Linked DNA regions of Homo sapiens: regions 1, 2, 3, 5, 6 and 7 are each linked to region 4. Evidence: chromatin loops called from intact Hi-C (ENCODE). Cell type or tissue: PC-3. All regions are shown on one strand. Region 1 has its middle 100 kb from the start of MID1. Region 2 overlaps ARHGAP6 (Rho GTPase activating protein 6). Region 3 overlaps HCCS-DT (HCCS divergent transcript). Region 4 overlaps CLCN4 (chloride voltage-gated channel 4). Region 5 has its middle 170 kb from the start of CLCN4. Region 6 overlaps MID1 (midline 1). Region 7 has its middle 16 kb from the start of MID1.

Region 1 (4,000 bases), 530 kb before region 4:
AAACAGTAAAACCACAAGGTGGGCCAGATGGCAAAAAGGAAAAGCTCATCTATTTATTTTATTTATCTTTCTATTTTTCCAAAGAGAAATAAGTACTTAAAAATCTACTTGAAAGTCCCAGCTCAAGTGACACCCCATCCAAGAGGCATTTAGAGTTTTTTCCGGTTGGGAAAGATCTTGCCCTCATCCTCTAAACTACAGAGAATCCAGGTCTCTTTTATTGAATTACTATAGTCAGCTGCATATGCTATAATCAATTCTCATCATTCCCATACATGTCTTCTCTCCTTTCTTAGATTATAAGCTCCTTCAAGATGAACATCATACTTTAGATAGACATCACTGGCTTCCCTGGAAAACCCAGCATCTTACTCTGACAACACTCAAAAACAACATGCTGAGGCCCAATGGCTCACACCCATAATTCCAACACTTTGGGAGGCTGAGGCAGATAGATCATTTGAGCCCAGGAGTTTGAGACCAGCCTGGGCAACAAGGTGAAATCCCGTCTCTACAAAATACAAAAAATTACCGGGTGTGGTGGTGCGTGCCTATAGCCCCAGCTACTCGGGAAGCTGAGGTGGCTGATGCTTGAACCCGGTAGGTTGAGGCTGCAGTGAGCCGAGATAATACCACTGCACTCCAGCCTGGGCAACAGAGAGAGACCCTGTCTCAACAAAATAAATGAATAACAATAAACAGATGTTTCCCTAATATCTTACAGAGTAAGATGCCACTGAAGATGGTCCAGCCAACAGTATGCTTTTGACTAGAAGTGCAATTAGCATGCAATACATGGCTACAGTCTCCTTTTACTGCCCTTTAGTTATTTTTTAGCTACTTTAAGTTACAGATGGTTTAAATATTTCGGCTGCGGATCCAGAACTGGTAAATGAAGTAAGAAACTACATCTTTAGCTGGGCGCGGTGGCTCACGCCTGTAATCCCAGCACTTTGGGAGGTCGAGGCAGGCGGATCACGAGGTCAGGAGATCGAGACCACGGTGAAACCACGTCTCTACTAAAAATACAAAAAAATTAGCCGGGCGCGGTGGCGGGCGCCTGTAGTCCCAGCTACTCCGGAGGCTGAGGCAGGAGAATGGCGTGAACCCGGGAGGCGGAGCTTGCAGTGAGCGGAGATCGCGCCACTGCACTCCAGCCTGGGCGGCAGAGCGAGACTCCGTCTCAAAAATAAGAAACTACACCTTTAGTGAAATAGTGCAGTTTTCCTGAACTTCCTGAAATGACATTTTAAAAATCGATATTTGGCCTTACTATGCATTTCTAAGGAGCCAAGGCATGTCAGTGTGGTGTGTACTTTTTGTGACAAATTCCTTTTATGATTCTTAATAGCAAAATTACAGAATGTCATATGGGGGCTCAGCCTCATAGCATCTTTCATTCTTGAGTGAGGCTTGTTTATGCAAGTCTGCAAGAGGGGAGCTCTACAAAAGGAAAATGGGAAGGCAAAGTCGGCCCTGGAAAAATTCAGCCGCTGGAAATGTGGTCTTGTCCAGATAGTGAGAAAATAATTGTCTCCAGGTTTGATGAAGGGTTTATAGCGCTAACATTTTAGGATGAAATACAGCTGGTTTCAGATTCCACTGTCAACTCAGAATCAAGCTAATTTCATGTGGTTTGGGGTTTTGTAACTACTTTTTTGCAGAGTACTTCTCGGAACTTTTTGTTCCAGAAACACCCTTGACATCCCTCCACCAGCACCTAAAATTACTTCAGGCCCAGTAGAAAACTCACTGGGTAGCATTACTGACTCTTCCCAGCAGAGGGCACCATTATACCTCCATCGGTACTGGACGTACCCATAACTTCAGCAAAGAGGTTCTTTAAATTCTCAACCATGAGACACAACCTCTCTGATAAGAAAAAATAGTAATAATAACAAACCTAGCAAGAAAAAGATACTTAAACTTTCTAGAGGCAGCAGCTTCTGCAGTTCCGACCGGGGCTCCCAATGTCAGCAATTGCAAGAGAGGATTCTGCCCGGAAACTTAAATTTCAGGACATGATTTGGCTTGGGTTTCTGATGGCCTCGTCTCCCTTTGTTCTTGGCCATTTCCTGAGCTAGTTCTTCAGTCATCTCAGAAATTTCTGCTGATATCATAAACACACACATCCATAAACTAGTCTGTGATAAAATACATTTCAATTTTCCTCTTGAAGGCCGATATTCATTAACCCAGCAATTTAAATGACGGGATGTTTCTCAACCAGGGAAGGTATTTTTTGTAGCTTTCATCACTGGTTTGGTTGGGGAGAAACGATTGACTAATTCCTATTTGTCTTAGATTTTTGCTTTCCCCCACTGGAATGGCCATTTTTGCCCTTGGGGACTATTTAAAGTTGTAATATCTCTAGATGATTTATAACAAGTAAGTAGCCAGCATTGCTAAATATCCAGGCACATCTCATATCCTTAGATGCATTTTTGAGACTCAAATTTCAATAATTTGCCGTGTCTTTATAATATCAACATGCACACCAGTAGAATAAGGTAGTGGGGGAGATTGTTTTACACAGAAAAAGAAAATGTTAGAACTAGAAGAAGCTTTAGAGAAATTTATGTCTCCTGTCTCCCAACCTCTGGATAAGTAGCATCATCTATTAAGTGATTTTTTTTTTTGCAGCCATATGCTTGCTTTTAAAATTATACTTAGCATAGGATAACATAAAAATGCTTTTTCTAATCACACATTCATTCAGAGATATAAGGAGATGGCCAAAGAACTATGTTGGTGGCAGTTTGGAAATATTTCTACACATAATCTCCCAAAAAGCAAGCCTGTACCCTGCAGAAGAAGGTCGTCTTCTTCTTTCTTTTCTTCTCTTTTTGTAGTGACAGTAATCTTGCTATGTTGCCCAGCCTGGTCTTAAACTCCTGGCCTCAAGCGATCTTCCCACCTCAGCCTCTCAAATATCTGGGATTATAGGCACAAGCCACCATGCTTGGCTGTATTCTTTATTGAGTGCAAAACTAATGATTTAGCTTTAATTTTCAGAAAGTTTTTTTTTTTTTTTTAGATTTAAATCCCTTTTGCCCGAGAAAACAATTATTGGTTTTTGCTAGCATCATTTGTTAAGGAAGTTTTTTGCCCCCACAATCCTCACATTCCAGATTGTACTGTAGGTGGGAGAAATTTGATTCTGTGTTTTCGGCACAGAATGACCATAGAAAATACTTATTGATAGTTGAATGTTACTGAAACATTAGCAAAGAATGCTGTGTCTTTAGATCTGATAAGTGAGAAACCCACAAAATTACACTTTATATGAATTTATCTGAGTTTGCAACATCCAAACCTCTTAAATCTGTTATTCCTCAGCTTCTTTGGTCCTTTGGAATCCAAAGGACCCAAAGGATACAGTATTGTATTAATTACTCTTTAATTCACACTAGAGAAAGTTGACCTCTAGTTCTGATTACATACAGAGAAATATATCTATTCACATACACACATATGTATGGAAAATATTCTGTTTAACACAAGAAAACCCCTTAACACCCAACTTCATTTTTCTTTATTTATTTTTCTTTTTTTTATTATACTTTAAGTTTTAGGGTACATATGCACCACGGGCAGGTTTGTTACATATGTATACATGTGCCATGTTGGCGTGCTGCACCCATTAACTCGTCATTTAACATTAGGTATATCTCCTAATGCTATCCCTCCCGCCTCCCCCCACCCCACAACAGGCCCTGGTGTGTGATGTTCCCCTTCCTGTGTCCATGTGTTCTCATTGTTCAATTCCCACCTATGAGTGAGAACATGCGGTGTTCGGTTTTTTGTCCTTGCGATAGTTTGCTGAGAATGATGGTTTCCAGCTTCATCCATGTCCCTACAAAGGACATGAACTCATCATTTTTTATGGCTGCATAGTATTCCATGGTGTATATGTGCCACATTTTCTTAATCCAGTCTATCATTGTTGGACATTTGGGTTGGTTCCAAGTCTTTGCTATTGTGAATAGTGCCGCAATAA
Region 2 (4,000 bases), 950 kb before region 4:
GGAACGATTGGGTGATCACCAAGTCAGCCTTTCCTGCATTGATGGTAGGAGAATATGCATAGTGGCTGGCCTGCCTTCTGGCATGGAATGGGGTACTTGAGATTCAAGTAACTTCATTGATGCAATAGAAACATGAAAACATTATAATTTGTATCTCTCCTGGATTACAGATTGCATTGAACAAGAAGGGAATGCTTCTTTCACCTTCTGGATTCTGAAAAGTTTTCCCAGCCATGTAGAGGGGCCCTTTCCTGAAACACAAATTGGTGGCAAAGCCAATTATTAATATAGTCTGACGTCTCAGCTAACCTGTCAGAGTCTAGGCATATGAATTGAGCCGATAATCAAAAAGCATTTGTCTTTTTTTGTTTTGCTGGGAAGGTTGTTTTCTTCAGGTAGCAGCAGCTAAGAGCATACTGTGCTGTTTCAGTTTTAGAAGTCCGGGGGGACGTCGTAGAAGTGGGAAGGAAATAACAGGATTTGAATCCCCAGCAAGGATTCTACAAACTGATTCCATTTCTTGGGCTTTCTCTCTGGCTTCCAGGTTCCTCTGGAGACATTTTTGAAAGCAGCTCCCTAAGAGCGGGGCCCTGCTCCCTTTCTCAAGGGAACCTGTCCCCAAATTGGCCTCGGTGGCAGGGGAGCCCCGCAGAGCTGGACAGCGACACGCAGGGGGCTCGGAGGACTCAGGCCGCAGCCCCCGCGACGGAGGGCAGGGCCCACCCTGCGGTGTCGCGCGCCTGCAGCACGCCCCACGTCCAGGTGGCAGGGAAAGCCGAGCGGCCCACGGCCAGGTCGGAGCAGTACTTGACCCTGAGCGGCGCCCACGACCTCAGCGAGAGTGAGCTGGATGTGGCCGGGCTGCAGAGCCGGGCCACACCTCAGTGCCAAAGACCCCATGGGAGTGGGAGGGATGACAAGCGGCCCCCGCCTCCATACCCGGGCCCAGGGAAGCCCGCGGCAGCGGCAGCCTGGATCCAGGGGCCCCCGGAAGGCGTGGAGACACCCACGGACCAGGGAGGCCAAGCAGCCGAGCGAGAGCAGCAGGTCACGCAGAAAAAACTGAGCAGCGCCAACTCCCTGCCAGCGGGCGAGCAGGACAGTCCGCGCCTGGGGGACGCTGGCTGGCTCGACTGGCAGAGAGAGCGCTGGCAGATCTGGGAGCTCCTGTCGACCGACAACCCCGATGCCCTGCCCGAGACGCTGGTCTGAGCCCGCACCCAGCCGAGCCCCCCCTGCCCCGAGCCCCCCGCCCTCCAGCCCAGGGGGGACCGTGGGTGGTGGCCACTGGCACACTTAGTGTTCTTCTTTCACACTTCTCAAAAGTGACACAAGAGAAATCCAGTTCACCTACAGAGGTAGAGCACTCACGCCCCCGCCATTGAGAATAAGGTTCCATTGCGTAGCCAGCCTTAGGAAAAACAAACAGAACCCAAACCAGATGGCAATGTCCAATCTAAAAACGTCCCTCTTGGCTCTATAATATAAGATACAACTCTTGCTTGGTATAGCCTAACCGTATTTATGTGTCTTCGGTTTTGACTATTGTGTATTCTGTAACAGATTATGTATAATCATATATGATATATTCACAAAGAGAAAACAAAAGGAACTTTTAAAAAAAAAATCACTTCACTTATATTAAGCAATGAGATATACTAAACAATGAGATTCTATAGAATGTTCTAGAATGTGCACAAGCGGGTTTCTGTGCTTTTGCCATAGCTTTATAACTGGGGATAACCCTTCCTTCGATACCAAACACTAACAAGAGGAAGCAGAATATGAGAAGCCATATTTTTACATAGGAGTCAGATACAAAAAGAAAAATCACTGAATGCTTTTAGATATTGAATACGTTTTCAGGAAAATGCTAAATCTGATAGATTACGAAATATATTTTTAGAACTTGTTTAGAAAGGATTCAGTTAACCAAACAAGAAAAAGGCAGTGCCTCACAAAGAAATTAAGAAGTTGTCCGTCCCACGTTACATCAAATTCAGTTTTATATAGGCCATATATAATATATATTTATAATGTATAATTTTTATGTATTTTTCAAAACTACAAACTGGAATCCAACTATAAAGTGTTTAAGAATCTACACAGAATATTCAAATTATAGAACATGTTTTTTCCCTTTGCCCCATAATCAGTATTTGCCAAATTACATGCAATTCCTTAAAAACTAAATCACATTTGGTAAAAGGCCTACAGCTTTGTACTTACATTGTGCCAAAGGCTGAGGAAATGTTTTCTTTCGTAATTTTATGTGTATTGTAAAATGTTCTACCGTACTTTAGTAGTTTGAAGTTTTTCAAGTGCATAACTATTTTTGACCAGCAGATGGCGATACGCTTCAGTATTTTATGCAATTTTTTTTCACTTCTGAAGGGAAAGTGTATTATAAAAAAAGATTTTTTTTTTTTTTATAAAACATGCTACTCTTAATTTTCATGTTGGTGATGAAATTCCCAGTGGTGTTTCTTAAGGTTCTATCTTGTGCCATGATGAATAAAAAGTTAAGCAAAGGCTTTGTTTCCTGGCTTTAAATCTCTTGAATGAATTTGCATCACATTTCAGACATATTCTTCACTATCCACAGATCCAAGTGTAATAAATCATGGCAATTCTATGCATATACATATATAGCAAAAAAGCTGGTTTAAAAATATCAGATGGCTTTGGGACATCAACTCAGTGACACCAAAGCATTTAGAAATGTATAATAATTTGTTGCAAGTAAAGGCTGATTTCCTCGACTGTTGAAGAGGTGGTTTTCTACAGGACTGAAACTCAGGTTTCCTGAGTTTCCTGAACTGTGTTGGGCAGCTGTTGCCCAACGCAATTCCTGTTAAGCTACACCTGCTCTGTGGGCCTTAGATGCCTAATTTGCTTCAGGGCCGAAATAATAAAAGCTAGAAGTGGCATGTGGTATTTCTTATTTGGGAATGGTTTGAGATAGCTTCAGGCTCTGCCATCCGGTCCAGCACTTCCACCACTGGCTGGGACTCAGGGAGGATTTGCCTGCAGACCTCTGGTTCTTCCTGACTGCCCACACTCAGCCAAAAGTTGTCAACAAGATCCAGAGGAAATGCTGCTTGGTTGTGGATCGCAGGTGGCTTTTCTGTGCCACCTACTCTCATCCTACTCCTGCTGATGCTACTTCCCTGGCTTTGAATTTGACCATGATCTGATCAGTTCTTTCCCTCCTTCCTAGATTGGATGGCCTGATAAATGCGACTCTCTTTCTACCATGTTCTTGCTAGAGTAGTCCTATTTTTAAAAAAACATCCAGATCAAATGGCCCTGAAGTTGATGCCTGTGTCAGAAAAGGTCACGAAAAGTATGTCCATCTGTTAATAGATCTAAAATAAGCAGTCCAGAAAACAGGACTCACAATATCTTTTACATATATCTCAATATTCACTCTCCCTCTCTTTGTACATTTAAGCTTAGGGGCCATGTCTTTAGCTTAGTGAGTTACAGCTTGTTTCTTTTTCTCTTTTGAGATGGAGTCTTGCTCTCTCACCCAGGCTGGAGTGTAGTGCTATGATCTGTGCTCACTGCAACTTCTGCCTCCTGGGCTTAAGCGATTCTCCTGCCTCAGCCTCCTGAGTAGCTGGGATTACAGGCGCACAACACCATGCCCGGCTAATTTTTGTATTTTAGTAGAGATAGGGTTTCCCCATGTTGGCTGGGCTGGTCTCGAACTCCTGACCTGAGGTGATCCACCCGCCTCGGCCTCCCAAAGTGTTGGGATTACAGGTGTGAGCCACCGTGCCGGGCCTTGTTTCTTAAATGCCTTTATCATATTGAAAATAAGCAGTTTAAAAAAAATCGTACATGAAACCCAAAGACCTGAGGGAAATTATCCTTTCTAATACCTTATAAATGATATAATACCTGACAAGAAAAAAATAAAAAACTCTTTCAAGCTGGCCAAAATGCCTTTAAAAGGCTGTTCAAGTCACTCATTCCCCATGAACAGACAGCTTCA
Region 3 (4,000 bases), 910 kb before region 4:
GTAGAGATGGGGTTTCACCATGTTGGCCAGGCTGGTCTCAAACTCCTGACCTCAGGCGATCCGCCCACCTCGGCCTCTCAAAGTGCTGGGATTACAGGCGTGAGCCCCTGCGCCTGGCCTCATGCCTCTAATTTCTTTCTCCTGCATAGGCTAAGACTTTCCAGCAAAACGTTAAATAAAAGTGGCAGTAGACATTCCTAATTTTTGTGGAAAAGTGTCTAGTGTCTATCCATTAAGCATTTTGCGAACTTTTAGATTGGCATAAAGTTTTTTGTCATGTTTAAGAAGTATCCATATATCTCTATTTTGTTATGAGTGTTTTACAAAATCAGCAAGTAATTTAGTGAATGGGTTTTCATAGAAGATGATAAAGGGGCAGAGTTTCCCCTCTAGGTCAATGTAAACTGAGCCAGCACAAGCAGAGAGAGGAGTCCAGAGGCAGAAGTGACCATAGGAGCCTAAGTCCCTGAGGAGTAACATATAACTCAGGGAAACTTGATATTCCATGGACCATGGACTGGGAGATTCAAGTGAATAAGACCTTGGGGTCCAGGAGATGGGGAGGCCAGGCCTAACTGACAGAGGCTTATACTTTAAGGGTGAATTTATTAAACAAATATTATACAAAATACAATGAGCTGATAATAAAACATTCTTTGTTCTTAAATTTATATATGTGTGCTTGTGTGTACTAATACTGAGGCCCTTAAACCACTAAGATTTAGGATTCTTAAACAAAACAGATTAGGTAAAGTTTGCCTTCCAAAGCCAAGGGGAGAGGGGTGGCCAGGGAAGGAGAATGTTCTGGCTGGAAAGGAGACAAATTCTGAGTAAAGGAAGCTGAAGGACAAACACTTCTACTCAGGATTTAGCATTGGCAGGACTGTTTGGTGTGTAGGAATTTAGAACTGGGTCAGTATTATTTAAAGGACTACAAACCTGGTTTTAAATTTAAAAGGGGTGTGGGGGTGGAGCATGGCAGGTGGTGAACCAAAGGAATTTACTATGATCTGAAAAATAAGCTTAAGTACTAACTCCACTGTGGGCAGGGAGGCAAGAACCTTCCCTTTTTTGAGTTGAAGATAAGCCTCTTCAGTCTAAACTTTCCTAAATTCCACTTCTTCTTTTTCTATAAAACAAGGTGAAGTACTTTATGCTAGCTATCAAAAATCATTGACTGTATGTTGCATGAATTTATGAATTTATTATGCTAGAAAAGTGTTTCTTGGCTACTTCATATGTATATAAGCTTTCTCCCTCAACACAGTTTCTGCTTTTTATTTTTGGAATCTCACATAGCCTATATCTTGTTTTCAGAGTAGATACTATCACTGTGGGTGGCTGAGTTCTCATCTATATGCAACCAAGGCTAACTGGCTCTCTAGGTTACCTTGATGCCACCCACTGAGAGTCCTTTCTGGATTTAGTGATTTAGTGCTGCTTATTTTCACCTTCTCTCAGGATGGAGCCTCAGAATAGAGACCAGGTTGAAAATCAGTCTTTTACTTAGAACCATGAAAGCAGATACTACATCTTATCCGTCTATGACCTGGTGACCCAGAAGCCATTAATTTGACATTACCAACATACCTCCACACAAAGACTTTATAATCTTCAGTGTGAGAATTAAACAAACAAACAAACAAAAACTTAAAACAACTTTGGAGGGGAGAACGATAACCTAAATTTTAAGCATAAGAAAATCCCTAACAAAAAGATCCAACTAATTGCCACTGGGGGGCGATGGAAGTTCGTGAACTGCTCTGCTAATCCCTGAGGCAACTGAGCACTTTAGTTGGTTTATTTATTCAAAGCTGGAATTTGGACGTGTGACCCATCAAGCTCAGGGAAATTCCTGGATGAGGAACACAGTCCTGGGAGAAACCTACCAAAGATGGAATTAGCACCTTGGCGAACCGCCTTCAGCGCAAAGAACTTTCTTTCCTTGTGTGTCTTAAGAATTTACTTCAGTTCCCTTCTGTCTGAAGCAGAGGAAGCCAAGTTAAACTGTGAATAAGCACGACAACAAAGAAGAGTTCTTATTTATCACTACCTGCAAACACATGTAAGTGCACAGTTTAAACAGCATTCAGACATCTCACAGCCACTAGGATCAGAGTTTTGGTGTGAGTAGGCCTCAGTTGGTAACTTTCCTGAGGAAAGGAGGGAGGTTATAGAATTTATGTTAGGAAATTCTGAGTCATAGATAACACTTTAAGTGACAGTTAAGGAATCTAGTGAGAGGGACTTTGGACAGGTTTAGAAAAGTACCCTATGGAAACAAAGGAGGAAAAAAAAAGTATCTTCACTGCAAGAGTAATATTGCAGCCACTTGGTGGCGTGTTGTGGGCTTTATTTCTCCTTCCAGATTCCCTCGGTGGTGTCTGGAACCACTGGTAGGATAGGGGTCCTGGCACCAGACTTTGGCCAGCCCAGTCATCAGGCAATATCAATGTTAGGGGTCCCGTTGCTACTTCTACTTGGTCTTTTTTCCCTTCCCAAGATTGCCAATAAAGTGTCATCAGCAGCCGGGTGTGGTGGCTCATGCCCGCAATCCCAGCACTTTGGGAGGCTGAGGTGGGCAGATCACCTGAGGTCAGGAGTTCAAGATCAGCCTGGGCAAAATGGTGAAATCCCATCTCTACTAAAAAAAAAAAAAAAAAAATTAGCCAGGCGTGGTGGCATGCACCTGTAATCCCAGCTACTCGGGAGGCTGAGGTAGGAGACTCGCTTGAACCCAGGAGGTGGAGGTTGCAGTGAGCTGAGATAGCACCTCTGTACTCCAGCCTGGGTGACAGAGCGAGACTCCATCTCAAAAAAAAAAGTGTCATCAGCACAAGAATTTGTCCTGCTTCCACTCCAGGAAGGGCCAAAGGGGACAAAGAGATATGGAACTTAAAAAGCAAGTCTAGAATGCACTTTTGTGCATAAGACATAAATATATCCATGAAATCATGTTGCATCCCCTGTGTAACAGGCTCTCCATTTCAAAAGCCCTCCAACTTGGCATAGGGATGACCTAAGGGCTCTAAGATTGCAGCTAAGATAAGGACCCATGGATCCCAATGCTCAGTGCCCTATGTCCTCTGGAAGTTGCTGACACATGTTTCTGAGGGACACTCAGAAAACCTGGAAGCATGTTATATTAGTGAGCACATTTTGGATTTTGAGTGAGAAGTCCAGCTTGAGTTAACTTAAGCAGAAAAAGAAATTTTGGGATCACACTCTTAGGAAGTCTGGGGTGGGTAAAGCCTCAGGAAGGGCTGGATCCAGTCATTCTGCCTCTATCTCTTGGCCTGATGCCACTTAGTTTGAAGGCCTCTCTCCTAACTTCTTTAACATTTGGGGGAATTTGCTCTGACTGGGTCACATTCTTTCCCCTGAATCAATTACTGTGTCTGGGGAGGTGAGGCAATATGATTGGCTAGGTCTGGTGTGTTGTGATTGACAGCCCACCTGGGACCACCTGAAATGGGGGAGAGGATGTTCCTCAGAGGAAATGATGCTGAACAGACAAAAGCAGCATGAATCTCCAGGCAAATCATTTGTCTGTATGGACAGGAAGATCAACAAGCTGGAAACAGGAAGTAATCCATTAGCCAATAGTAAAATTAATCCCAATTGCTGTTTTGCTTCCTTAGATTCTAACATAGGCCTAATGAAAAAGCTCTGGATTCTTGTGTAAATAATTTGGGAAATGCCTCTACTAATTCAAAGAGGATCTTGGAACTGTTTTCTATTGACAAATGTCCATAAAGAGGAACCTGAGTTGTATTCACTTGCTTCTTTTATTCCTACAATAAGGAAAGCACCAGGAGTTCAATATTGAATGCTGAAATGAAAAGGAAACATTCTGTTTAATAATGAAAAGTACCAACAATTGCATTTGGGGCTAAAAGTCCCAAAATTATCCCTAGAAACCTCTTAAGGTCTACATATTATTTGCAAGGCTCCCTAATGCAAATGATCTGCTTTCTAAGTCAATCTTAGTCATATAAAA
Region 4 (4,000 bases):
ATCCTGTCTCTACAAAAAAAAAAAAAAAAAAAAAAAAAAAATTAACCAGATATGGTGGCACGCGCCTATAGTCCCAGCTACTCAGGAGGCTGAGGCAGGCAGATTGCTCAAGCCCAGTCTGTAACGAACCATGATCGCGCCAGAACCAGACCCTGTCTCAAAAAAACCAATTCTATTCCTAGGCATATACCCAAGAGAAATGAAAACATCCATGCACACAAACACTTGAACAAAAATGTTCATAGCAGCATTCTTCAAAATAGTCACAAAGTAGAAAGAACTCAAATATCCATCAATGGATAAGTGGATAAACAACGTGTGGTCTATCCATACAATGGAATTGTACTTGGTAGTGAAAAGGAATGAAGTACTGACACGTGCTACAACATGGACAAACTTTGAACATATTATGCTGAGTAGAATAAGTTAATCACAAAGACCACATATTGTATGATTCCATTTATATGAAATGCCCAGAATAGGCAAATCCATAGAGACAGAAAGCAGGTTAACAGTGGCCTAGGGCTGGAAGGGGGATGGTTGGGGAGCAGGGGCTTGATAGCTACAGGGTATAATGATTCTTTTGGGCATGATAAAATTATTCTAAAATCGACCACGGTGATGGTTGTACAACTCTGTGATACATTAAAAACCACTGAATTGTATACTTTAAATGGGTGAATTATATGGAATGTGAGTTATATTTCAATAAAGCTTTACATACATACATATATACATCCATAGAGCAGGTGAGGGAGGTGAGGCTTACAGAGAGAGGGATGTAATTTTATTGTTTTTTAAATTTTAAATATCAGACAGGTTTGAAATTTTTAAACATGCAATTCAATAATGAAAGACTTGATTCCAAATATACAAATATATATAATTAGTCTAATTAAGTTAGAGATATCATTAGCTATTTCCTGATTTATTCTTTCATTTTAAAATGGACACATAAGATTGTATGTTGTAATCATATACAACATGATGTTTTGAAGTACATATACCTTGTGGAATGGTGAAAACTATTTCCTGATTTAAAGTTGGAAACTGAAACCCAGTGAAAAGAAATCCTACATGCTCAAAGTATTTTCTCTAGATCATGAAATCCTGGATGCAAGCTTGGTTCCGCTTAATGCTAGTTTGCAGAGTCAGCTAAGTAAACACTGCCCCCTAGCAACAGCACGCAAGAACCATAATATTTAGTATTTCATGAGGTCTTTCCACAGGGTCCGGTAATGTCAAATTTAGAACTATCCACAGTTCTTTGTTTTTCCACAGGAAAAACAAAGGCAAAGAGCTCATTATCTTGATTTTTTAACTTTTTAAAACTGACACATAATAATTGTGTATATCAATGTCATGTTTTGATCTATGTATACATTATAGAAAGACTTGATCGAGCTAATTAAAGATCCGATCATGCCGTTATTTTAATGGCAAAAACCACAATTACCTTCGCACCAACCGAATCACCTCCCCAGTTTATTTTTGTGGTGAGATTATTAAAGTCTACTCTTTTAGCAATTTTGAAATATACAATACATGATCATTAATTGTGGTCACCATGCAGTGCGACCGCTCACTAAAGCTTATTCCTCCAGTCTAACTGAAACTTACGCCCTCTGATCAACATCTCTTTCCCCATCCTGTCCCCACCCCTCCCTCTAGCAGCCACCTTTCTACTCTGTTTCTATGACACTGGTTTTATTTTTTTGGACTCCACAGATAAGTGACATCGTGCAGTATTTGAAGAAGAAGGTGAAGAAGATGGGAGGGTCCTGCAGATATCCAGGGGCAAACAGGATGATCACCCCAAGTTTCATCATTATTCATTCATTCACAACCCCCCTACTGCACACCCAATCTTCCTTGCTGATTCTGGTTCTGACTGCGCTTCAGCAGGCCTCAGCTTTCTTTCGTGGTCCAACAGTGACACCTAGCGGTGACTTCTGATAAGCACATGCGGAGATGCTGTGGGCCTACCCATGAGGGGAGTCCGAAGACAACAGCCACTGAGGGGACAGCCGGCCAGGCAGTGAGACCCCAGGTCCTCTCCACTGTTAGTCCAGCGAGGAAGGGGGAAGTGAGTGGGACGTGGCTCTCTGGCTGTCCCTTCAAAGTGCATCCAAATCAAAAGAACACTGTAGTCCCTTCATTTTCAGCATCACCCCATTCTCACCCTCCCATGTATTCCCCTGCTGACGTGCGCATGGGCTCTCCTTTGGCCAGTGGTGCTCACCCCTGGCTGCACATTACAATCACAGAGGGGAGGGGCAGGCTGTATTCAAGCTAGAGGTCCTCTCCAGAGATACTGTTTAAGTGAAGCCAGGGCAGCAGCATATTGTTTTTAATTCCCCCTCGTGAAAGAGCTGATGGAAATCAAGTGGATAATAAAGCCAGCTGGTCAAAATCAGATTAAAGTCAGCCCAGTTGGGCTCCTAGGTCAGTCAATGAATCTAAGCTGTGCCGTTATCAGAACATCTATTCCTGTTCTGAGTTTCTTCATTTACCCTATTTATTTCTCCTTCCTACGAGCCAAGAAAAATGACACACTATAAGGTTTTATCAATCTACTCTAAATAAGGACATCAAAATTCATAGCAAACTCCCACCTGGCCCACCTTCAAAGGCCTTTATAGAAGCAGTCAAGCAAAATTGGTCGTCCAATCCCTTGTGACAATGAAGTCTAATTTCCTGCCCTGGCTGCTGCCAGTACATGACGGGAAATGCCACTGGTAAAGGAAGGACAGGCTTGGAGAAACGGACAGACAGCATCTGTGACTAGTAGGAAAGAACTCCCCCTCTGAGCATTCCTCTTAGCTCTTTACGGAATGCTGAGGCAGGTGAGGGAGGTAGAGCCCTTCCCTGGCAACCAAGCCCCTCCTCCGATGAGCTAGGGAATAAATCAAGATCACCTGGAAACTGAAAGCCCCTGGAATCACAAAACTCTATCTGTGCCCCATTTGTGTTCTGTCCTTCTTAGACCACTTACTACATATATTCTGCCTGTGTTCTAGTCAATTCCCTGATCTGTTCTCTAACCATAACTATTATGTTGTTATATGCAGGGGATTTTTATTAAGGAAACCTCTTCGTCATGCCAAATTTTTTATTCTTAGACATTAACCTTCACAATCTCCTAAAAGGACATAAGTTTCAGGAAACTATTTCCCGGAAGGGCTGGTGCGTTTGATATTAAAAAGACGTGTTTCCCCTCCAGATAGCATCCATTTACTCTGGAAACATCTACTGCTCGCAAACACGGTGTTGGGATTCTAAAAAGGAAAGATGCAGAGTTCCTGAGGGTCAGGATGATGGAGGCCCCTGGGCCTGCCTCAGCTCCCGTGGGTGTCTAGCATGGTGCTGACTGTTGCAGGATGTTTCCAGTTCATCCCAGAGCCTACCAGTAGTAGCAAAAGGCAATCTCATATGACATTTTGTTATTGAAGATAAAACAGTCCCTGATTTTGTTGTCATCTACATAATCAAGAATAACCGAATATAAAATGTGTGCTTGGCTGGGCTCAGTGGCTCACACCTGTAATCCCAACACTTTGGCTGAGGCAGGAGGATGGCTTGAGCCCAGGAGTTTGAGACCAGCCTGAGCAACACAGTGAGACCCCATCTCTATGAAAAAATAACAAAAATTAGCTGAGCATGGTGGCGCATGCCTGTGGTCCTGGCTACTCAGGAGGCTGAGGTGGGAGGATTGTTCAACCCCGGGAGGTGGAGGCTGCAGTGAACTGGCATCATTCCACTGCCCTCCAGCCTGGGCAATGGAACAAGACCGTTTCCAAAAAAAATGTGTGTTTTCAGTCAAATCCGGTATAGTAAGAAAACTCTGCTCTGTGTGGAAAGGCTACCAGCTCTATCGTCACAGCTCTTCAGAAGCCTGTGCCTGAGCTCATGCCTTGGGCATGCCTTATTGATGATGGATTTTAGGTTAAATATACAGCCATGCATTTTGCCCTTAGATATTTCAAGTAATAAATCCCTC
Region 5 (4,000 bases), 140 kb before region 4:
CTTTCATTACATACATTCCTGTCCTTCAAATTCAGGGTAGAAAACTTTTCAGTCTCTGCCATTCTGTGACCCAAGAATTTTCCCAAGCATGATGGCTACTTCTGAAAGGGATCTTTCCCTCTTTTTCATCTTTTATATATTGAGACTTTCAAAACTCTGCTGAAATCCAGGAAAACAATCCTATTAGATGAAGGCCACAGCTGTTATCTTTACCAGGGGAGTGTACTCAGGTAGGGATCCCATTTTCAAATATGGCACATGTTTTAAATGGAATGAACCGTGAGCGAGCTCTACCTTCGTGGAGCTGCTGTTGGCTTGGCCTTTGGACTCACAGCGTATCATCCTGCTGTGCCCAAACCTAGCATTGGGCAGACTTTTTCCCCAAAAAAAATTTGGGTTGAGATTGGACAGCATTTCAAATTTCTGTAATGAGGGTCATTACACATTTTTAAGACTTGACTAGTCCCACTGCCTCCGGGTTGGCTGTTTAAAAACACAAAGGGTTGGCAGAGTTTAGGTGAGCTGCTCACATTTGGGGTTTTTACGTATAATTTTTAGACTTATGAAAGATAAAATAAGGTGCAAACCCCTTTCATAAAAGGCCCCATCTGCTGCAAGAAAAATTATTGTTATCATGTGTGAAAATTCAACTACATGGTTAAGGGGGAAATCAGAGCATAATCCAAAAGTAAAAAAGATCACGTTTCCCTAAATTCCATATCTCATTCTGTCTCCTCCGGTTCATTCCAGTATAAGATACACATAGCAGACCTTCAGCTCTCTGCACCTGTGGCACCAAATATAGCATTTGTTTGTAATCACAGAAAACTTGATTTTCATTCATTTAAAGCCCAGGGTAACCACGAACTTATGTGGGAGTTCAGAATGAAGCCAGAAATGCCCTAGGCCCACCCCCTGGAGAATCTGATTGGTCTGGGCTTTGGGCTTACTGGGAATTGCTTTCACCTGCCTCCATCCTCTAGTTGACGCTGACTCATGCTGCCAGCTAGCTCCGGGAGGGCATTGAAGCCAGCTAACGGGCGCCTGAGCTGTGACATCTTGGGGGCCTCTGCTCATTTGATGTTTCCAGTGCTAAAAGGTCTCGGCCTCACTGCTGGATTTACTCTTTTGACTCTCCCCAAGGGAAGGTGAAACAGTGACTCATGGCCAGCAGGATTTAAAACGACATTGACTCACAAATCTCAAAGTTAGTAGGTTTGTCGTAGTTCACAAATGCAGTCTGCATTTACGGTCATCTTCACAATATTTCTAATTGTGAAGAGCTGTTTTTCCGTCTCAATAAAATGCTAAGTGTCTAGAAATAGGTTCTGAGCAGCCTTTTCTTTTAGGAAAAAAAAGCGTAGTCTTAAATGGTACCACCATTTATCCAATTGCTCAAAACAGAAAGTTCATCCCCAACCTGCATGTCCAAGGAGTCCAAAGTTCTGTTGACCCAACATTTTCTTCTTATTTATTTGAGACAGGTTCTTACTCTGTCACCCAAGCCGAAGTGCAATGGCGTGAACAAAGCTTACTACAGCCTTGACCTCCTGGGCTCAAGCAATCCTCTCACCTCAGCCTACCGAGTAGTTGGGACTACAGGCATGTGCCACCACATCTTGCTAATTTTTGTATTTTTTGTGGAGATGGGGTCTATGTTGTCCAGGCTAGTCTCAAATTTCTGGGCTCAAGGAGTCCTCCCACGTTGGCCTCCCAAAGTGCTGAGATTACAGGCGTGAGCCACCGCATCCAGTCCCATTTTCTTCTTTATTGTGTTTATTAATTATTGAGTAGAAATTTTAAAAAACTACATGTTTTTAAAATCATTTCAAAATACATTCATGTGTTTGCATCACTGAATCAATTTCAGAAAATGAATGTTACCATTATTTTGTTCCCTATGTGCCTCACCCCAAATTCACTCCCTTTCTCAAGGTTTCTTAACCTCAGCACTACTAATCTTTGAGACCAGATAATTCTTTGCTGTACAGGCTGTCCTGTGCATTGTCAAATGTTCATCAGCGTCGTCCCTGGCTTCTACCCACTAGATGTCAGTAGCACCCTCTCCCCCAGTAGTAACCAGACATTGCCAAATGTCCACAGTAGTCTCCAGATATTGCCAAATGTCCACAGTAGTCTCCAGATATTGCCAAATGTCCACAGGAACCAAAATCACCCCTAGTTGAGAACCACTGCTCTAGAGGTAAATCCTATTCTGAATTTTGTGTTTGTCATTTCTTGCTTGTAGTTTTTATCACTTGTATTTGTGAAAATATTGTTTGGTTTTAAGTTTTTTGAAATTCTTATAAACTTAATTGTTAAGAAAAATGTACACACAACTTACAACTGACCTCGTGTCCTTTCAATGCCATACTGGAACATTACCCAACAGGCTAATCAAGGAGCATTAAATTCTCTAGATGACTATAATTCTCTTTATCTACTATTGACCAGGGCCCAGGCTCTGGAAAGTTACATGTTGACTTGCACATTTTTTTTCCAGTATAGATGAAATGTATTTCTGCTGGGTAGAGAAGATAACCCCAAAGGTTATTATTTTATTGCCCTGTGGGATATAACCAGTTTTGTCTCTTAACTTTGCAAATGCATTTCAGCCTTCTCGCGACTACATAAATCTCTGTTCCTCAAGTGGTCTTAGAAGCAGCTTTGCCATCCTGCTGGTTCTCTTTTGTGAATTGAATAATTTTTCCTTCTACACATTCCTCCCATAATTGTATGAGTCATGTATGAGAGGAATTTTTTGAAAATTAAACACAATCATCCTAATGTATGATTCTACAATTTACTTTTGTTAATACTATGTTCCTAAAATTCATGTATGCTGTTGAGTGTAGTTTTAGTTTATTAATTTTTATTGTAGTATAGTCTCCTATTGTGTGAATATATTGCAACTTTATTTATCTGTGCAATGTTGATGGATGTTTAGGTTGTAACCAGTTTTATTGCTGTTATAAATATACTGCTTTTTAATTCATGTTCATGTCTCTTGATATACAAGCCCAAGAATCTCTCAAGGGATTGTACTTTAGGATGGAACTTCTGAGTCATAGAGCATGTGTATCTTCAAGTTTTTGAGATAATGCAAACATATTTTCCCAAGAAAATGATCAAGTTTACAGCACCACCAACAGTGCAGAAGTGCATTATTGCTCCACTTCTTAAAATCTCGTAGGTATATATTAAATTAAAATTGTTCTGTCCTAGATTAATTTGTACTTCCCGATTATGATACAGTTGGCATATGTTCATATGTTGGTTGGTTTTTCTTCTGTGAAGTTCTTCCATAAATATTTTCTCTTTTGTTTCTATTGGATTATTTACCTCTTTCTTATTCACGTATAGGAGTTATTTTTATACACTGGATAATAATCCTTCTTCAATTTCTTGAGGTTCAAGTATCTTCTCCCAAATTTTGGGTTTTTATTTCACACACTATGTGGCAGCTTTTGCACCTTTCATGTTAAAATCCTGTTTTTATAATATATTTAAAGTGCATCTCTTATCTAGTCTGGCAATCTTTGCCTTTTAATTGGAATATTTAGACCATTTCACTTAATGGGATCATAAATATGGTTGGGTTTAAATCTAACTAGATTTCTATTTATTTTCTATTTGTCTCAATTTGTTATTTTTTTTTCTTTTCCTGCCTCACTTTATCTCCACAGTGAGCTTATTAGTCATTCCTCTTTTAGTTTTTTAGTGGTTACTCTTGGGTTTGTAATATGCATCTTTCACTTGTCCCACTCCACTTTAAATACCATCAAGACACTTCACAGATAGTGTGCCAACATTCACACAGGAGCCTTCTGGGTCCCCCTTCCTGTTCTTGTGCTGATGCTGCCATACATTTTATTTCTATGTAGGAGACAACTTGACTTGCAATACATTACTTTTTTTTTCTTTAAACGGTCAATTATCTGTTACAGAACTGTGGTTTTTTTTTTTCAAAGGAGAAAGCCTATTTTGTATTTACGCAAAT
Region 6 (4,000 bases), 430 kb before region 4:
TGAGATGGCAGTGTTATTGGCATGGGTTAATCCCTACTTTATTTGAGTTTCTCTTGGGGAAACCTGACTGTTGCATCCAGGCAGGGTGAGTCGAATTCACCAGCCAATTTGTCATCTCAGCCCGGCAGCTCCAGCTGGATTTACAGGGTTAACTATCAAACAGACCTGTGTGTCATCAGCTCAGCAATGAAATTGGATCTCTTTGCTGATGAGTGATCTGTCCCTAGGGCTGCACAAATGTTGTACACTGGTGTGGCAGCCCAGAAGAGACCCCTGCCTGCCACTGATAGCCAGAAATTCTGGGTAGCCAGAAATTGCCCGCAGAATTAGAAGGCTGTTTGCCTAGCTATAAGATTCAGAGGGGTTTGGGCTTCTGCCAGGTTGGCAGAAAAGGAACATTCCTGAAGCCACCACTTCAGGTGTAGAAGGATAGTATTCTTTGAGGGTTCCTAAGGCCACGGCTGAGTTAGGCCAAAGAAAAGTGTAAATCTGATTCACCTTGATCAGGAAGTAATTTTAAAATATGTGCCAACCTGTCTCTGCCCTCTGATCATAAACGGGAAACTTTTATGAACCTTCCTTGAGAAGGAATTTGCTCTGTTCCCAGGCAAAAGGAAAAGCATGGCCACCTGTTCTAGAAGCCTGGCCGAAAACAACAGGTTTGCCTGTGGCATTCCCGCAACTGCATATATCCTCCCCACATGGCAAGCCACCCATTGTCCCTACACACAAGAAGAACAAATAGTTCATTCTTGAGCTGGGGGAAAAATCAGATTCTCTAGGCAAAATTGCCTACTAGACATATTTTGTGTTTTTAACATCCTGATAACTTTAGAAAAAAAACTCTAAGGGAAGAAGGTGCATGATGTATTTCTGATCTACTAAAACAAAGTAAGTCACGTAGCTGCTAAATTCTTGCAAGGCCAGGATGCTGCTGTTTCAAGGAAGCCGTGAATCTGTTTGGTTAGCCCGTTCTGCATTCTTTAGATTGGAATTAAAATGCCCAAGGACATCTGGCTTAATAATGAAAGTCTTCGTATTAATCTTTCCTCTGAGGATTAGAAAGTCCTTTACAAACACGATCTATTTATTCTCTGCCACATCCCCAGGAGAGAATGAGGTGGCAATTTGATCCTCATTGAACAAATGGTGAGACGAAGGCAGAGAAAGGTTAAGTATAAAGAGACACAGCAAGTTAGGGGCAAGTCTGGGGATGAATACTCACCCACCCAGAAAGACTACCTGTGCAGGTTTAGGATCTCAAATGGCATTCTAGGGATTAAAACAGAATCTCTCTTACGACATTCTTTTTCTTATCATTCTGTAACTGGCAAGTATATTGTGTCCCAAGTATGTTGTATGGTTTCCTTCATTTGAAAGTCCAGACTCTTAACAGTTCAAAAGGCAGTTCTGTTCTCATTTCTCCCAACATTGAGATCAGGCAGCTTTTATGAAATCTAATAGAAAGATACAGTAACTAACTGGAATTTTAAATATGCATCTGAGAAATGTTCCCTTTCAACAGATGTTTTAAGTTTTTGCACATGGTTTATAGAGCTCAGTGTCTTCAACATATGTTAAAATTTTAATTTCTTCTCTGCTATCTCTCTTTCAGCAAATGTTATAATCATAAGACTTGCTGTCAGTTTAAAGATCCTTGTTGGTCATTTTGAAATAATTTTTTTGAGTCATGTTTTTAGTTCGCTTGGCTGTAGACCGCATAGGCTACAAGCAAATCCGTTAATTGGTAGTTGCATGTTATCCACAGACATTCCAGCAAGTTTTAAGGCTAAGTGCATATGTGGATGTCTCCTGGCTTTGATCGTTTGTGTGGTAAATAGACATCCAAGGTAGCTATGGCAACCTGGGCTGTGCGTTGGTGAAAGGAGGGGATTTAGTTACTGGACAAAGAGTAATTTGTTTGATTAGAAAAAGGTAGGGGCAAATCAGGACATTTTTAACCCACATGATTTGAGGATCCCAGTTCAATCAAATCATTTGGATTTTTCTCAATAGGCAAAAAGAAGTAATGGCTAAGCGCACCAGAGTATCTTGCAGACGTAATTTAATTATTTTTAAACAAGTGGTTGCTACTTTCCAAAAGCAATTTATACAATGAAAAGGAAGTACAATATATCATATAAATATCATCAATATCCCTATTGTACTAAGTATGAACGTTTTTATTTTCAGAACTTGATGGGACTTTGAAAGACCAGGATCTGATTAGAGGTGTGCATTTCAGTTATCTACCTGCAGGGGTCAGGCTTGAAGTTCCCGTGGTCGGAAGATCAGGCAGCGGACTTCACTGCAGGGAGCCCGAGGCAGAGTCAGAGAGAATTGCTCTGCTTATTTGGAACAATTAGTTAGCGATTCTTTAATCTTGTGACCAAAGCTACTATGAAAATGAGTTCATTCAAGGAAGAGAATATCAAATACGCTGTGATTAAAGAAAGGGCGATAAAGCCAGGTCAAACAGCAATCTAATCTCCGTTTACATGTAAGGCAGTTTATCGGGAAGATTCTGGCTCATTATCAATTCCTTTGATTTCACACAAAAGTGAGCTCAGCGGTTTTGTTCTAGAAATTTGTTTGCCCAGTTTTATGAGCTGGCATGTTATAAAAATTTCTTTAAACTAAAAAGGACACAATATTAGGGAGCCATCTGGATCCGAAATATTTTTCCCCCTCTGGAGGAAAATATTCCATTGACACAAGATCAGGATGGTTAATGGCCTCCAGGAGGTCAGGTGATAGTAGGAGCACAGAAAATTGAGGCGCAGAACAAAATGCCAAGAGGGGACTTTCCTGAAAAAACAAACCAGACCAAAGAAAATAACTTACCTGCTTTGCGCTATGAAAGAGAGGTTCTGAGTAAACATGGAAGAGGTGCTGATCATTTGTAGTACAAGTGGATGTTGAAGGTCTTATATTCAGTCCAGTGTTTATGATGAATATAATATAAAGGCTGTCCTTCCTTTCTTATATCATTCAATGACATTTACTGAGCACTCACAGAATTAATATATTCTGCCACATTATACGTGATTATTAATGTGCCAGGGCACTTTCTGGGTTCCAAATATGACTTTGGTAAGGCCCCTGCCCTCAAAGAACTTTTGATCTGGTGTACAATTTATTGTACCAGTAGCATAATGTAGGTTTTTCCATGGTCAAAATGGATGCTCATTAATATCTATATTTGTATGGGTAGGGATCCACTTGAAAAACTGATGGTATCCAAAACCTTACTGAACTTAGGAGACTTGAGAAGTGATTTGTAATTGTGAAATTTAGTTGATTTTTAGCCCACATGTCCATTTGTAGAAATTTATGACTTCTTACATAAAGCAGATTTCTCATAATTATTAAATAGTAATTTATTTTTCTCAATAGAGAAAAGTAACTCATAGGTAGTCCCCAATCTAGGAATACTTTATGTTTTAGGAGTTTGTTGTTTGAAACCCAGAGCATTTTCCAGCGAAAAATAATCAATCTGATTAATGTGAGATCAAGTTCTGTGTTTTGAGGACATGCCACTGTGTTATACAGGATGGAAACAGAAGGAGAAAGAATTGGCATACTTTTGGTAATAGGCCAGTCATGGCAATATTTGAAATAGGAAGTTCGTACTAGTTTTCACCTTTCTTTCTCCATCCTTCTGATGTCTTCTGGTCTCACTGGGGCATCTCCCCCAGGCCTGTCCTAATATATAGTGAATTCATAATTGTTCATCTTCCCACCCTTCCCTTCCCCACCTCCAAACCACTCTCCTGTTTCCTTTAGTCAATGGTCTCTACCACATGGCAGGAAAGAAGTAATATGGGTGAGCCAAAGCTCATGACTCTTATCCCTTTAACCCTTAGGATGAATCTTTAATTGGGGAAATTTCAAGCAGTGGAGCCTGGAGCTACAAAACACATGATTTTCCTTTCAGGGACAATATTTGGGGGCAGGGCCATGCCTTTGGCAGACAGAACTTGCTGGTGTGTCTGCCCGT
Region 7 (4,000 bases), 450 kb before region 4:
ATCTGATCCTTCCTCTGGAAGCTTCATCTCAGAGGGGCACCCAGCTGTATGAGGTGTCAGTTGGCCCTTACTGGGATGTGTCTCCCAGTTAGGCTACTTGGGGGTCAGGGACCCACTTGAGGAGGCAGTCTGTCTGTTCTCAGATCTCAAACTCCATGCTGGGAGAAGCACTACTCTCTTCAAAGCTGTCAGACAGGGACATTTAAGTCTGCAGAAGTTTCTGCTGCCTTTTGTTCAGCTATGCCCTGACCCCAGAGGTGGAGTCTACAGAGGCAGGCAGGCCTCCTTGAGCTGCAGTGGGCTCCACCCAGTTTGAGCTTCCTGGCAGCTTTGTTCACCTTCTCAAGCCTCAGCAATGGCGGACGCCCCTCCCTCCACCTCGCTGCCACCTTGCAGTTCGATCTCAGATTGCTGTGCTAGCAGTGAGCCAGGCTCTGTGGGTGTGGGACCCTCCGAGCCATGCGCAGGATATAATCTCCTGGTGTGCCGTTTGCTAAGGCCATTGGAAAAGCACAGTATTAGGGTGGGAGTGTCCCGATTTTCCAGTTGCTGTCTGTCACGGCTTCCCTTTTCTAGGAAAGGGAATTCCCCAACCCCTTGTGCTTCCCAGGTGAGGCAACGCCCTGCCCTGCTCTGTGGGCTGCACCCACTGTCTGACAAGCCCCAATGAGATGAACCTGGTACCTCAGTTGGAATATGCTGGGAGCTGCAGACTGGAGCTGTTCCTATTCAGCCATCTTGGATGACAAGGCCAATATCCTACTGTTATTAAACTTTTCTTCTGCCAGAGAACTTTGTCCATCTTTTCCCACTTCCCGAGTGTATTTGCCGACATTACTCTCTGTACTTTTTTTAAAAAAGAAACTCTTGATTTTGGAACATTTTAAGATTTACAGAAAGTTGCAAAGGTAGTACAGAGAGTTCCTGCATGCCTTTCCCCCAGCCTCCCCTGTTATGAACATCTTACCTAATGGTGGCACATTTGTCCAGACTAAGAAGTTCATCTGTACATTACTATTAATTCCTTGTACTTCCAAATAGCTGCTGTCTCTTTTTCAGGCATTAATTAGGAGCCCAGATAATTCTAATGTTGATATTTGATTGAACCAGGATACTTCCTTGTGAATAAGAAGTGGGCTCTATAAATTCAACATTGTACACACAAGTTATCATAGGTCTTTCTTTCTTTCTTTTTTTTTTTTTTAGATGGAGTCTTGCTCTGTCACCCAGGCTGGAGTACAGTGGTGCAATCTCGGCTCACTCCAACCTCTGCCTCCTGGGTTCAAGCGATTGTCCTGCCTCAGCTTCCTGAGTAGCTGGGATTACAGGCGTGCACCACCATGCCTGGCTAATTTTTGTATTTTTAGTAGAGATGGAGTTTCACCATGTTGGTCAGGCTGGTCTTGAACTCCTGATACCATAGATCTTTTGTAGGGTCCATGTGGTCCTAACAAAATTCCATCACCTCTGGCAGGCCCAGAGAACTGCTGGTTAATTACTAAAAAAAAAAATACATAAAGCAGACTCCTATTGAAACCAATTTAAAATATGTGTTTGAGTATTCACAAACTTACCCTCACTGTGTTTGAAACCTTCAAGTTTTTTTTGGTGAACACAGAATATCTGTTTTTGAACAAAACATTCTAACCTGATGTGTAAATGTGATATGCTCATAGAAAGGGAGCTGAAGATTGCAGCACTCTTTTGGACATGATATTTGATACAAGTTAGATTATAAGACTCAAGATTTTGAAAAGGGCCCCTTGGAAACTTCCCAGATGAGATGGTTCAATGGGGAACATACCAGATGGAATGTATAGGCCTCTGTCCTAAACAGATGTTGTACAGCTGGGAAAGCTGTGACAAGAAAATGCACCCCAAATGCTTCTGATGGACAGATCTCTGTGCACACATGCACACACACACACACACACACACACAGCGTTTTAAGAATCAAAATATTCAGATTGCTTAAAAATTAGAATTTCAGGTGTCAGTCACCAGTGGTGTATATATATATATATATATATATATATATATATCCCCATTGTTGGAATGGCCCAGTTTGTCAGCATCAAATCCATAGTCCATCTGTGATTGCCCTTGAAACTGATGAATTCACTTCAATTCCAACCTAATCAATTCTGAACTAGTGCCTTGAAGTCATTTAAATAGTAACTTCCTTTGCACAAAATCTTAAGACCGTGGAGAGTGGAGGTCAAGAGAACACTAGTAAGGTGGCCTCTGACTTCTTGAGCTTTTGACATTCAGCCACCAGAGGCTGCTCTGAGACCATTATCCTCTTTTCACTCCGGGTCCAAATCCCAACGGTGAAACCTGTAAGGACTGATTTTGTTTCCATTGCTTTGAATTTTCCTTCCTCAATGCAGTTCCCTGGAGGTCTGCTGTTTGGAGAAGATGATTAATTATAGTTAAAGAGGAACAGCTGAAAGAAGAAAAAAACTACAGATTACTGTTTTGCCCTCCTCTCTATTTTTAAACTCTTAATCTTGTTCTGTTTCTTTTAAATAAAAGAAAATTGGTCAGGGTGGAAAGAGAAAGTGCTTTCTTACTGGCACTGGCTAATTTTTCTTCATTTTTCCCCTCTGTGTTGCTGGATTTTCAAAGAACATTTCTGAAGGGTTTTAAATCTTTATTCCACAATACTTACTTCCACATGGTTTCTATTCTTCCAGATTTTGCCAGCATTTTATAGTTGCTTTCATGCTGTTCCCTCTGTTTTATGTTTTTAAATCTTTGCCTTTCTCCTTTCTCTCTATCTAACAAAGCAAATCCAAAATTAAATGGAATATCTATAGTTAGGTAAGAAGGATTAAAAATGGTTTTGTTGCCTCTAACATATTTTGTAGTCTGGGACAACTAAGCACTGATTTAAATTGTTAACTGAAGAATGAAACCAGTTTCTTCATGTGACATTGCTTTCAATCTTCACGAGTGAAGACATGACTGTGACAGACAATGACCAGCCTGTCAAAAATAAGTGTTTTTATGTTATTGTTACATACACCACCCTAATTATTATACTTCCATATTTATGAAAGTAAGTTACTATGTAAAGAACTTAAGTTCTAAAGCCATGGCAAATACTAAATTAATAGTTTTGCAGCAGACAAAGTAATCAATGTGTAAATGACCTGGAGAATTTCAGCATGACAATTCTTTCATTCTAGACTTATTCTTTTTTTTTCTTAGTAAAATTCCATGTCTGATTGGAAAAGGTATAATTTAAATGTATGCATTCTTATAGAAGGCATATAGAAAACATGCTCATTTTCTACAGATTACAGAAAAATCAATTGAGTTGCAAGGAAAATGAATACTTATTTTATTAATTTCTATTTGCAGTAAAAGATGGAAATGTAAAGATTTCCTTTTGCTCTGAAAAGGAATTCTTGAGATACCATGAAACATTCCTAAGTGGTATCATATTCATAGAGTGGAACTATCATTAGAAGCATTTGAAATGTTTGGTATTTCACCTCAAGTGTAATCATAATGGTAAAGATTCTTAATATTGGTGACTAAAGTAGGATACATGTGGGTTTATATTTTCAGGTAGAATACTGGCAGCTACAGTATGTCAACTGGAGCATATTTCACCAAATGCCTTGACAAAGATGGAATGACAATGAAATTGCTAGATCTCTTCTCTGGGGCAGGTTATGCTTTTCAACTTGCCCCTACTAAGGAGAGTACCAGAAGCCATTTGCCCATGAGTAATACCTTATTAAACCATCATGATTTAATGTGGCATATTTTTCTCTCAATTTGCATGCCTGACAGTCGACTTCCTGAATATCACATTCGAGCTGAGCCACAGAAGAAAAATAGACCCACTGAAGTAGCATTAGGTCAGCTTCGCGGGATGCATTAGCAACCTGTCTGAACAAAGACGGGGGACTCAGGCGCAGAAAATCATAACGTGGCCCCAGGCCCTGGGAGGTGGCCCCATTGCCTTGCAAATGTATCGCATGACTCA

What was found. Hi-C counts contacts between places; a loop is a spot of excess contacts. Peaks named below come from ENCODE experiments on the same cell type or tissue, not always from the same donor. Only the 100,000 strongest peaks of a DNase experiment are listed, where the experiment ranks them.
Region 1: a loop joins it to region 4, with 21 times the contacts of the local background. A loop is called at or near these places in 79 of 110 quality-filtered maps.
Region 2: it touches region 4 in a loop (36-fold over the local background); 69 of 110 quality-filtered maps call a loop at or near these places.
Region 3: it touches region 4 in a loop (5-fold over the local background); 32 of 110 quality-filtered maps call a loop at or near these places.
Region 5: it touches region 4 in a loop (23-fold over the local background); 35 of 110 quality-filtered maps call a loop at or near these places.
Region 6: it touches region 4 in a loop (17-fold over the local background); 62 of 110 quality-filtered maps call a loop at or near these places.
Region 7: a loop joins it to region 4, with 16 times the contacts of the local background. A loop is called at or near these places in 65 of 110 quality-filtered maps.

The regions. Positions count from the first base shown.
Region 1 is chrX:10,720,755-10,724,754 of GRCh38, reverse strand. It overlaps a transcript of MID1 not described here. Among named protein-coding and RNA genes, the nearest start is that of MID1, 100 kb to the right of the region's middle. RefSeq lists a silencer at 1,632-1,926. In PC-3, CTCF peaks have their summits at 1,582 and 1,781 (motif pointing right); no DNase peak of the experiment used is centred here.
Region 2 is chrX:11,136,075-11,140,074 of GRCh38, reverse strand. It overlaps ARHGAP6 (Rho GTPase activating protein 6), which reads left to right. Exons shown (of 13, transcript NM_013427.3): 13 at 545-2,531. The coding sequence ends at 1,212. Among named protein-coding and RNA genes, the nearest start is that of HCCS, 27 kb to the right of the region's middle. In PC-3, a CTCF peak has its summit at 2,330 (motif pointing right); no DNase peak of the experiment used is centred here.
Region 3 is chrX:11,098,696-11,102,695 of GRCh38, reverse strand. The region is part of intron 2 of HCCS-DT (HCCS divergent transcript); the gene reads left to right. Among named protein-coding and RNA genes, the nearest start is that of HCCS-DT, 10 kb to the left of the region's middle. In PC-3, a CTCF peak has its summit at 1,722 (motif pointing right); a DNase peak (open chromatin) is centred at 1,775; H3K27ac peaks cover 398 bases.
Region 4 is chrX:10,187,734-10,191,733 of GRCh38, reverse strand. The region is part of intron 4 of CLCN4 (chloride voltage-gated channel 4); the gene reads right to left. Among named protein-coding and RNA genes, the nearest start is that of CLCN4, 33 kb to the right of the region's middle. RefSeq lists a silencer at 1,854-1,983. In PC-3, CTCF peaks have their summits at 1,176 and 1,935 (motif pointing left); DNase peaks (open chromatin) are centred at 1,153 and 1,933; H3K27ac peaks cover 1,603 bases.
Region 5 is chrX:10,324,870-10,328,869 of GRCh38, reverse strand. No RefSeq gene overlaps it. Among named protein-coding and RNA genes, the nearest start is that of CLCN4, 170 kb to the right of the region's middle. In PC-3, a CTCF peak has its summit at 2,028 (motif pointing right); no DNase peak of the experiment used is centred here.
Region 6 is chrX:10,614,386-10,618,385 of GRCh38, reverse strand. All of the region lies in intron 1 of MID1 (midline 1), which reads left to right. Among named protein-coding and RNA genes, the nearest start is that of MID1, 4.2 kb to the left of the region's middle. In PC-3, CTCF peaks have their summits at 290, 2,055 and 2,257 (motif pointing right); a DNase peak (open chromatin) is centred at 115; H3K4me3 peaks cover 2,628 bases; H3K27ac peaks cover 1,845 bases.
Region 7 is chrX:10,634,828-10,638,827 of GRCh38, reverse strand. It overlaps a transcript of MID1 not described here. Among named protein-coding and RNA genes, the nearest start is that of MID1, 16 kb to the right of the region's middle. RefSeq lists an enhancer at 3,461-4,000. In PC-3, a CTCF peak has its summit at 2,275 (motif pointing right); DNase peaks (open chromatin) are centred at 2,297 and 3,887; H3K4me3 peaks cover 1,665 bases; H3K27ac peaks cover 1,655 bases.